Linked DNA regions of Homo sapiens: all the other regions are linked to region 3. The links are chromatin contacts, found by Hi-C or POLR2A ChIA-PET in ENCODE. All regions are on one chromosome and are shown on one strand. The core of a region is the stretch at or near the end of the contact, and the rest is flanking DNA. Distances in the headings are between cores, read along the strand shown.

Region 1 (3,210 bases), core at 632-3,131, 260 kb after region 3:
CCGCACCCCCATGGCCCCACATACCCTAAGTTTTTAATCTGTACATATTCAGTGTCCTCTCCCTGTTCAAGCACGTGTGCAGTTCCCATCAGGATGGGAGGCGGGGGTCTCGGGCCAACACTTTCTGTGTGTTCCCATCTTTTTGTGAAGAAGAGGCCCCCAAGCATCATGAGAGATTTTTTTTCCTGCCATCTGAGTTGCATTTGTGAAGGGCTAATTGATTTGCTTCCCCATTTTTTATTAATCAAAGACAAACCCCAGCAGAGCCAGGCCTCTGATCTGGGGGATGAGGCCACACTGGGTGCCATCCTCACCCAGGGCACAGACACCCGACGTTTTCAGTGGGGTAAGGAGCTTCATTTCTGCTGGACCACTCGTGTCCAGAACACTCTGGAGAAGTCCAGGGGCCCGAGGGGCAGGGTAGGAAGCCTGGGATCCAGGCAGGGAAGTCATGCCCTGAGTCAAGCAGGCTGAGAAGGATCTGCCAGGGTGACCGTGGAAGCAAAAGTCAGGTGCTGCTGACAGTGAGGCCTGGGCTCCCTGCCTCTCCCTTCAGACATGACCAGGGCCACGGAGCACATCCCCCAGGATCTCACGGCCATCACCGCTAGCGCAGCCAACCCAGTTAAGGTTCACTTTTCAATAGCAGAGCCCCAGGCAACTTGCTGGGCCCGCAGACCCCAACATCTGGCACAAATCCTTCCTGCTCCTGCCACATCTGGAATGGGGGAGGGTGTGAAAATGACCCTCCCCTATTTTTCATGGCGGGCTCCTGACAGCTAGAGGCCGGGGAGGAAAAGATTTTTCTTGGACCTCACAGAAGCTCACTCAGCAAAAATCTGTGAGGGTCTCAGTTTCCCCCTCCAAGCAGCAGGGATGTTGCTCCTCCCCATATATCCCATACTCCCTCCTCAAACCCCTTGCTTCTGGGATTTGAGGGGGCATTGTGCCCCCTGAGGATGGCATTGTGCCAGCTCTTGCTGCAGCCCTGCCCTGGGAAGTCTCCTTCCCCTTCCCCTAAGGACACGCCGGGGCCTGAGAAGCAGGACCCCCAGGCTGGTTCCAGGCTCTGCCACTGAACCCTGGTCACGTTCCGCCTGGCCACTCTGCCCGAGAACCCGGCACGCATACTGGATTTGGGGATCAGAAACACTCTTCGCCAGGTGCTTCCCACGGGCCCTACTCACCTCTCCACCCCTCCCAGCGGCCCCTCCCCAGCCGTTCTCTGCCTGCCAGCCTCCCAGGCCTTCTTTTGCTTCCCCTAAAGCCTCGAAGCCCTCCTTCATGCTGTTCCCTCTGACTGGAACACCCTTCCCTGCTCCTGCCCTGGCCAACCCAGGCCTAGTCTGAATGTCACCGGCCCCTGGAAGCCTTGCCCATACCCCAGGTCCGTCAGGCCCCTGTGCCACCCTCCTCCTCTCCGGTGGGGTCATCTGGTGTGTCACTCAAGACTGAATGTCGGTGATCCCCTCCCCCGCCCACCCCGACTTTAAGCGCTGTCCCCAAAGGGCCAGACACACACTCGACAATCAAGGTGTGGCTAACGGAGACCGAAAAGGTTCCAGCGAGATCAAGCGTTTTAAAGCGCCCGGGGTGATGTTTGAGAGAGGAGGGTGGGGGAGTCAAGGGTGGGGCAGGATCCCAGCCCCGCCCCTTAAAGGGTCCCGGGAGTACGCGACAGAACTGTCCTGGGGTCCCCGGCGCAGTAGGATTAATTCAAAAGGCCTGCGGAGGGTGGAGGTCCCCCAGGGGAGGGGTCCTAGGGCCCCGTGAGCCGCGCGGGCGCCGGGCTGCTCCGCGAACGTCCGCGCCAGCGGCTGCCCGGGGGACAGGGCCTGAACTACAACTCCCATGATGCTGTGCGGCATGGCGGGCCCGGGCGGGGCGGGCGCTGGTGGCTCCGCCCCTCGCGGCCTTCTGGGGACTGTAGTTCTACCCGGAGGGGCGCGGCCTGGGTTTTGGGGCGTCTGGGCATTCTTATCGTCTCGGGGAAAGGGGAGCCTCTGCGGCCCGCGAGGAGGAAGGGACTGAGGGCGCTGACTGCCTGCAGGGCGGTCGGTGGCTCCCTTCTCTCCAGCAGCAGCCTCTCCCAGCATCATTTCCCAACAATACCAGCTGCTACAGTATTTAGTGAGCACCTACTATGCGCTAGGCCCTGTGCTGATCTCTTAAAGGACAAAGACAGAGACAGGCATGGTTCTTTGCTGAGCACACAGCCCAGGCAGGGAGACAGGCCAGGGATGTTTAATCACACAAATACATAATTACCTGTGATGGGTCCAAAACAACAGGGGCCACAAGGACGGGGACTTTTGGAACCAAGGACAGACACACAGAGTTAGACCACGGAATGGAATCTTTAGAATTTGAAGGGTGAATTTTATGGGTGGGTTGGGAAAATTCAGAACTAGCCCTGCCAACCCCTTCATTATACCGATGAGGAAATTGGCCCAGAGGCCAGGCGTGGTGGCTCGTGCCTATAATCCCAGCAGTTTGGGAAGTCGAGGTGGGTGGATCACTTGAGGCCAGGAGTTCGAGACCAGCCTGGCCAACATGGTGAAACCCTGTCTCTGCTAAAAATACAAAAATTAGGGAGGCATGGCGGTGCGCACCTGTAGTCACAGCTACTTGGGAGACTAAGACAGGAGAATCGCTTGCCCCAAGGGGGCGGAGGTTGCAGTGAGCCGAGATCATGCCACTGCACTCCAGCCTTGACGACAGAGCGAGACTCTGTCTCAAAAAAAAAAAAAGAAAAAAAAAAATTGTCCCAGAGACAGGAAGGGACTTTCCCGAAGTCACAAGCAGATCAGAGGAAGTTGGTCCAAGGAGGCCCACCCAGATGTTAAACTCCCAAGGACAGGGCCCCGGGTCTTACATGTCTTCTTGGCCCCCTCCCACCCCACCCCACCCCCCATACATGTCTCCCACCCAGCCCTGCATGGTTAGTGTGAGGAACAGCTCCACGGGCAAAGACAGCGAATGCCCTATGTCTGCCCTCAGTGAAAACACAGGGCTCGGGGCCTCGAAAATTGCACACTCCCTTGATGTGGCAGGAAAACAAGATTGACCGCATAGGGCCTCCAAGACCCTTGAATCATCCCTAAGAGAGTGGCCCTTCTACCCTGAGCAGGCAGGCAGAGATGCCCAGTGCGGGCTGAGCATGGAGCCCTTCTTCCAGAGTCTGCAGGGCGAGCACAGTCCTCATTCAAG
Region 2 (3,471 bases), core at 566-3,065, 280 kb before region 3:
TGGGGACTTGATGTTCCTTCCAGATTGTGGTGGGCCCTGAGTCCTGGTTTCCTGGCAGCCTGCTGCGCGTGTGGGTCTCTGGGCACAGTGGGCCTGTGTGTGTGCCCGTGTGTGTGTATGTGTGTGTGTATGTTTCTTAGCCCCTTGGATTCCTGCACGAAGTGGCTGATGGGAACCATTTCAAGACAGATTGTGAAGATTGATAGAAAATCCTTCAGCTAAAGTAACAGAGCATCAAAAACATCACTCCCTCTCCCTCCCTAACAGTGAAAAGAGAGAAGGGAGACTCTATTTAAGATTCCCAAACCTAATGATCATCTGAATCCCGGGCTAAGAATGCAGACTTTTCAGACTGACCCCAGAAATTCTGGCCCAGCCAATCTAGAGGCAAGCCTGGCCATCTGTATTTTTTTTTTTCCAAGACAGAGTCTTGCTCTGTTGCCCAAGCTGGAGTGAAGTGGTACAATCTGGCTCACTGCAGCCTCCGCCTCCCGGGTTCAAGCGATTCTCCCGCCTCAGCCTCCTGAGTAGCTGGGATTACAGGCGCGTATCACCATACCCAGCTAATTTTTGTATTTTTAGTAGAGACGGGTTCACCATGTTGCCCAGGAGGGTCTCGAACTCCTGGCCTCAAGTGATCCACCGGCCTCGGCCTCCCAAAGTGCTGGGATGACAGGCATGAATCACTGTGCTCAGCCACCATCTGGAGTTTTAAAAGGCTCCCATGTGAGTCCCTGTGATGGCCAGGCCAGGGGACCCCTGCCAGTTCTCTGTGGAAGCAAGGCTGGGGTCTTGGGTTCCTGTATGGTGGAAGCTGGGTGAGCCAAGGACAGGGCTGGCTCCTCTGCCCCCGCTGACGCTTCCCTTGCCGTTGGCTTTGGATGTCTTTGCTGCAGTCTTCTCTCTGGCTCAGGTGTGGGTGGGAGGGGCCCACAGGAAGCTCAGCCTTCTCCTCCCAAGGTTTGAGTCCCTCCAAAGGGCAGTGGGTGGAGGACCGGGAGCTTTGGGTGACCAGCCACTCAAAGGAACTTTCTGGTCCCTTCAGTATCTTCAAGGTTTGGAAACTGCAAATGTCCCCTTGATGGGGAATCCGTGTGTGTGTGTGTGTGTGTGTGTGTGTGTGTGTGTGTGTGTGTGTGTTTTCTCCTAGACCCGTGACCTGAGATGTGTGATTTTTAGTCATTAAATGGAAGTGTCTGCCAGCTGGGCCCAGCACCTCGTCTTGGGTTGCGCGTTCCTGGTGTTCCCTGCTGCCCAAGCTGGCCTGATGCTCCAGCGCGCTGGGCGTTCTTGCCGGTGACTGTCTACAGCCAGTTTGGCGGGACAAGATCTCTGGCGCAGACACCAACGCGCCCTGGCTGGGTGTTAATCACACAGCAAGCAGCAGCCTCCTGCCTCCCGTTGGGGCGGGTAAGGTGGCATCTGGCGAGGTGAGCCAGGAGCACCCAAATCCTGCCCCGGCCAGGTCACCCCTCCCTGCGGGGCTGCCCCGCCCGCGGGCTGCCATTATCAGCTCCGTCAACCAGGACACGGAGACTCCAGGAGGCCAGCGCCCGGAAGTGCGGGGCCAGGTCTGAAAGTCGGGGCTGCCAAAGTCCCTGGGCGGAGCCCCTGTGCTGCACGGCCTCACTTTCCCTGAACGCCCCCTCCCAGCACCCCGAGGCCGGAGCCCCTCTAACGGATGGGACCTGCCGTGCCGGGGGTTCTCCAGCAGCGCAGGGACCCCAGGCCCCGCCAGAAAGCGCCGTGAGGCCCCGGGTCCCGTTCGGAGCTGAGAGGGGAAACACTGCCCCCTGGTGGTAAGGGGACGCCTCTGTTTTTGGGCCGCGGCGGCTCTCGGGAGAGAAACGGGAAGGGCGCGATCCAGTATTGAGCACCTACTGCTTGCTAAGCGTTGGGCTGGGCATACTAGTTGGATTTTTTTCCAACTTATGTCTGTAATTCAAGCACTTTGGGAGGCCGAAGTTGGAAGATCTGAGCCCAGGGGTTTGAGACTAGCCTGGGCAACAGAGCTAGATCCCTTTTCTACCAAAAAAAAAAAAAAGAATTAGCCGGGTGTAATGGTGCCTGCCTATGGTCCCAGCTACTCGGGAGGCTGAGGCAGGAGGATCGCTTGAGCCTGGGAAGTTGAGGCTGCAGTGAGCCGAGATCCCACCACTGCACTCCAGCCCGGGCAACAGAGGGAAAATGTCTCAAAAAAAAAAAAAAAAAATCCCCAAAACAATCCGAGGCAGGAGGGATTTCCGCTTTCTAGATGAGGAAGGTGAGGGTTTTTAGATGAGAGAGGCAAGGTTCACAGGAAGGAGGCTTGTAGGGGGTGTCTCCTCACAGGGGAGAGGTGACTTGCCTGCTGTCCCTGGGCTCGGACAGTGTAAGGCCAGAGGGAGGACAGATCCCAGGGCAGGGGCCATCCAGGAGGCGAACCCAGCGTGCATTCTTGTTGTTGTTGTTGTTGTTGTTTGAGATGGAGTCTCACTCTGTCACCCAGGCTGGAGTGCAGTGGTGCCATCTCGGCTCACTGCAACCTCTCCTTCCCAGGTTCAAACCATTCTCCTGTCTCCGCCTCCCGAGTAGCTGGGATTACATACAGGCATGTGCCACCACACCCGGCTAATTTTTATATTTTTAGTAGAGACAGGGTTTCACCATGTTGGCCAGGCTGGTCTCGAACTCCTGACCTCAAGTGATCTGCCTGCCTCAGCCTCCCAAAGTGCTGGGATTACAGGAGTGAGCCACCGTGCCTGGCCACAGCAGCGTGCGCTTTTATATTTATATTTTCCTTCCTGGGGAAAGAGGGGCTCTGTGGGCAAAATAACCTGCTGGGAACCCACCGGACCCAGGTGAGCAGGGGCATCGGATGCCCATGGCAATACTGTGAACCTGGGGCGTGGGTGAAGGAGGCGGCCCCCACCACACTGGAGCCGCAGAGACCACGAGACCATGAGGTCCCCTGCCCGGCACCGCCCCTGTTCTGTCGGCTTGTGAGTGCCTCCTCAGGGTGGGGTGGTGCCCGATGCTGGGGTGGCAACCTCATCCTGCCCCCCGTCCCCATGCATGCAGCTCCAGCCTGGGGTGGGCGGGCTCCGCAGGACGGCGCCCGTGATGACCCCAAGGCTCAGCGCCCTGATGGAGGCAGATGGGGCCTTTTAACCCCTGCTGGGGAGCGGCTGCCTGGGGAGGGGGCAACTCACCTGCGGTGGGGGGTGAAAGAGCGGTTTTAAGGGGACCATCCAAGCCAAGAAAGCAAGGAGCAAAGAGAAGAGCTCAGCAGCTCTCCCCAGACCCCTCCACCTTGAGCTTGGGAAGTGGAGGGCGGTGGGGAAAGTTGGGGAGGAAAAGTGTGAGGGTTGATGGTGTGGAGGGGAGATGTACGGAGGGGCGTGGGGGTAGGGGGAGGGAGTGGGGATGGGGGAGGGATGGGGTATGAAAGGGAGGCGTGGGGGGTGTGGAGAAGGGGTGGATATGGAAGGG
Region 3 (3,167 bases), core at 80-2,579:
GGCGGCCGAGCAGCCGGGCTGCAGGCGGCCTCCCTCTCGCGGCGCACAGAGGCCCGCGCCGGCTCCAGCCGCCCGCGGCCGACCTCGCGCGTCCTCAAAGCCAGCCTGTCCCACTTCCCCCGCCGGTTGCTACAGCAACTGAGCTCTGAGTAATCAGCTGCACGGTGACCTTTCTTCCCCCGGAGAGCGGGAGGGAGGGAGCGGGAGGGCGGAGGGAGGAAGGGAGGGGAGGAGAGAGGGGGGAGGAGGAGGGAGGAGGAGAATGGAGGGGAAAGATGGAGAGGAGGAGGGAGGGAGGCTGGAGGGGGGAGATGCAGGCGGGGGAGGAGGGAGGAGGAGCAGGGGGAGGCTGAGCTGCTGGTCAAAGCTGTAAATCCCTGCAGCTGGGGTCTGAGGGCTTTGCGGGGAGGAGCTGGCAGTCAGAAGGCGGGAGAGAGGAGGGGGCGGCCGGCAGCACCGTGGTAGGGGGAGGGAGGGGTAGCCAGGGAACTGACCCGGACAGATTCCCTCCCAGGCACCCCTGGCGCCCACCCCTAGCCCCTCCCGGGATGCTCCCCCGAGTCCTCCCTCGTGGAGAGGTGAGGGGACTGTGAGAGAACGGCAGGTCCCCAGTGCTCTCTGGCTCACAGGACAGCCCTCCCGCCTCCGCAGCCGCCTTGATTCCACCATTCCCCAGATGGAAAAACTGAGGCTGGGAGGCTTGTTTACAGTGTCAGGGCCCCGAGCTTGGCCCCTGGGACAGCCCCTCACCCCACAACCGCCACTAGCTGGCAACCAGGTGGAGGAAAGTTCTGGTCCACGCCCAGCCTTCCCACCTCCCTGATCTCTGGCCTCAGTTTCCCTGGTTGTAAAGCAAGGATCCCCACGGCATGGTGTACGCTGCAGTGGCGGGGGAGTTAGGGGGCTCCATGGAGCTTCTCACACCCCAGTGTTGATTTAAGATTCTCTAAGCGCAGCAGAAGCGCGGTGAGGCGAATGTGAGAGGGCCGGGACTGGAGATGCTGGGGATGGGGTGGGCATACTTAGGAGAAGGGGCCCCACAGGTCCCGGAGCGGCCAGGTAGCTGGGGCACCACCCAGGCCCCCTCAGGCGCGGAAACCTTCCTGCTACCTGGTATCCTGCCTACCCCCCCCAGCTCGGCCGCCCTGGGGCCTCTCCGGCTCCAGCTCTTGGCTGGGCCTCGGTGCCAGCACAAGCCCTATCACCCGCCGGCCCTGGGGACCCGCCAGCCGCCTGTTTACGAGGCCAGCCAGCCCCCCGTCACAGCCGTGCCCACGGGGTGGGGGAGGGACGACAGATGGCGGAGGTGCCATTTTAACCAGAGTCTGCAGCCGTTGGGGAAGGAGAGGAAGTAGCCCAGGGCTGGAGGGAGCTGGGACCTTCTGTTGTTGCTGCCCCTGGGGCACCTCCATCCTACCCCCTCTGCACGGGCACCTCTCCCGAGCTCAGGTCTGAGTGGCACAGATCCAACAACCTCGTCACTGGGGCTGCCTAATCTTCCATGGACTCTGTGGGTGCCCCTTGGATCAGCGAAGCATCCGGGGTCCCCCGGGGGCAGGGGCTATAGGGGCAATCTCTTAAGGCTCCACTGTGAGGAGGGCCCCATGACTTCTCCAGCCCACAGCAAGGATCCCCCACCCCCACTACTGACTATGAAATGCAGGCTGCAGGGAGTCACAGCAGGAGGGACCGTGGGCAGACAGGGCTGCAAAGTTCGGCCTGCCTCGAGGCTCCAGCAGGGGAGCTCAGGACGGGTTGGGAGCAAAGTCTGGGAGAGGGAGAGGGGCTCCCCCCAGGCGTTCTGTGCTTTCATCCCAGCTCAGCACCCATGTCAGCCCCAGAACCTCCCCCAGGCTTCCACATTCAAAGCTCCAGCTGCAGAGGGTGCTGACCTCGCCCCTGTGGGGGTAGGGGGCGAAAGGGGGCTTAGGGGCAAGCCAGATGGTGATATGGAGACAAACTGCATAGCTCCTCGGTAACTCTCAGGCCCGTGTTTCACAGGTGAGGACACCAAGACCAGGGGCGTGAAGCCACTGGTCCAGGGTCACCCAGCTGTTGATGGGTGCGCCAGCCCCTGATGGTCCAGGATGAGGAGCACGTGACGCTCTCAGGCCACAGAACGACCGCACTGGAGGCAGCAGCCGTGGCTGTGAGCCTGCCTGTTCCCCAGGGTTCTTGACTCTCTGGAAGCTTCCCTTTGTGGGAAACCTTTGTGCACCCAGGCTTTTGGACAAGTGACACTTGTTTGTACAAGCAGGAGTGGTTTGGATCAAGGGATCGAGGTGATAGCAAGAGCCACTCTGCCTCCCTGAGCACCCGCAAAGCCCTGCTCTGGGCCTCACATGTGGTTTTTGTTTTGTTTTGTTTTGAAACAGGGTCGGGCTCTGTCACCCAGGCTGGAGTGCAGTGGCATGATCACGGCTCACTGCAGCCTCAACCTCGCAGGTTTACACAACCCTCCCACCTCAGCCTCCCGAGTAGCTGGGACTTTTGTTTTGTTTTGTTTTGTTTTTAATTTTTTGTAGAGATAGGGTCTTCCTATGTTGCCCAGGCTGGTCTCAAACTCTTGGGTTCAAGTGATCCTCCTGCTATGGCCTCCCAAAGTATTGGGATTATAGGCATGAGCCACCACGCCAGACCCACATGCGTTTTATCATAGGATGTCCTGGCTATCCTGGAAGGTGAATGCTGCTATTATATCCGTTTTCAGATAGAAAAAAATGAGGCTTAGGGAGATGTGGTGACTTGCCTCAGATCTCACAGAACCAAGCATGAGAACTAGGATCAGAATCCACTTTTCCTTGACCTTAGAGATGGTCTCAACCCGACTTGTATCAGCCAGATTTTTCCAGATTCAGGAGTGTGGATGTTTTCCATGTCGGATTTTGCTATGAATAGAATTCTGAGTCTCAAACAGTGTGCTCTTTGCTGTATGCCAGTGCTACCTCCACCTGCCTACTTATTTATCCGCCCATCCTCCCATCCATGTATCTGCCCCTCCACCCACTCATCTGCTGATCCATCTGCTGATCCATCCATCCACCCACCCTTCTATCCACCCGTCCGTTCACTTATCCACTCACCACCCAACTATCCAAGACCTCACTCACCAATCCATCTTCCCATCTACACATCCATCCACTCATCCATCATCCATCCATCCATCC

The links. A loop is a pair of places that touch in the nucleus more often than their neighbours do. ChIA-PET counts read pairs that join two places held with the same protein, here RNA polymerase II (POLR2A). Pooled maps may share reads with other maps.
Region 1: a map of sigmoid colon shows a loop between it and region 3 (2.1-fold over the local background). The contact joins two enhancer-like sites. A Hi-C loop is called at or near these places in 1 of 168 maps with a recorded cell type or tissue (sigmoid colon) and 9 of 50 pooled maps. POLR2A ChIA-PET finds 5 or more read pairs at or near these places in 1 of 52 experiments (H1).
Region 2: a pooled map shows a loop between it and region 3 (3-fold over the local background). The contact joins two enhancer-like sites. A Hi-C loop is called at or near these places in 1 of 50 pooled maps. POLR2A ChIA-PET finds 5 or more read pairs at or near these places in 3 of 52 experiments (H1, SK-N-SH and activated CD4-positive, alpha-beta T cell).

What each region holds. Positions count from the first base shown.
Region 1 is chr9:129,201,607-129,204,816 of GRCh38, reverse strand. All of the region lies in intron 1 of LOC105376289 (a long non-coding RNA gene), which reads right to left. Among named protein-coding and RNA genes, the nearest start is that of IER5L, 25 kb to the right of the region's middle. RefSeq lists a silencer at 1,570-1,979 and an enhancer at 1,733-2,027. Within about 2 kb of position 1,881, at least 29 of the 41 ENCODE cell types and tissues checked have a DNase peak (open chromatin) inside an H3K27ac peak, as active enhancers do.
Region 2 is chr9:129,736,080-129,739,550 of GRCh38, reverse strand. It overlaps PTGES (prostaglandin E synthase), which reads left to right. Exons shown (of 3, transcript NM_004878.5): 3 at 1-1,202. Among named protein-coding and RNA genes, the nearest start is that of PTGES, 15 kb to the left of the region's middle. RefSeq lists an enhancer at 1,860-2,109. Within about 2 kb of position 1,815, at least 29 of the 41 ENCODE cell types and tissues checked have a DNase peak (open chromatin) inside an H3K27ac peak, as active enhancers do.
Region 3 is chr9:129,457,478-129,460,644 of GRCh38, reverse strand. No RefSeq gene overlaps it. Among named protein-coding and RNA genes, the nearest start is that of LINC00963, 30 kb to the left of the region's middle. RefSeq lists a silencer at 1-96 and enhancers at 1-359, 491-1,011, 1,012-1,533, 1,910-1,959. Within about 2 kb of position 1,329, at least 34 of the 41 ENCODE cell types and tissues checked have a DNase peak (open chromatin) inside an H3K27ac peak, as active enhancers do.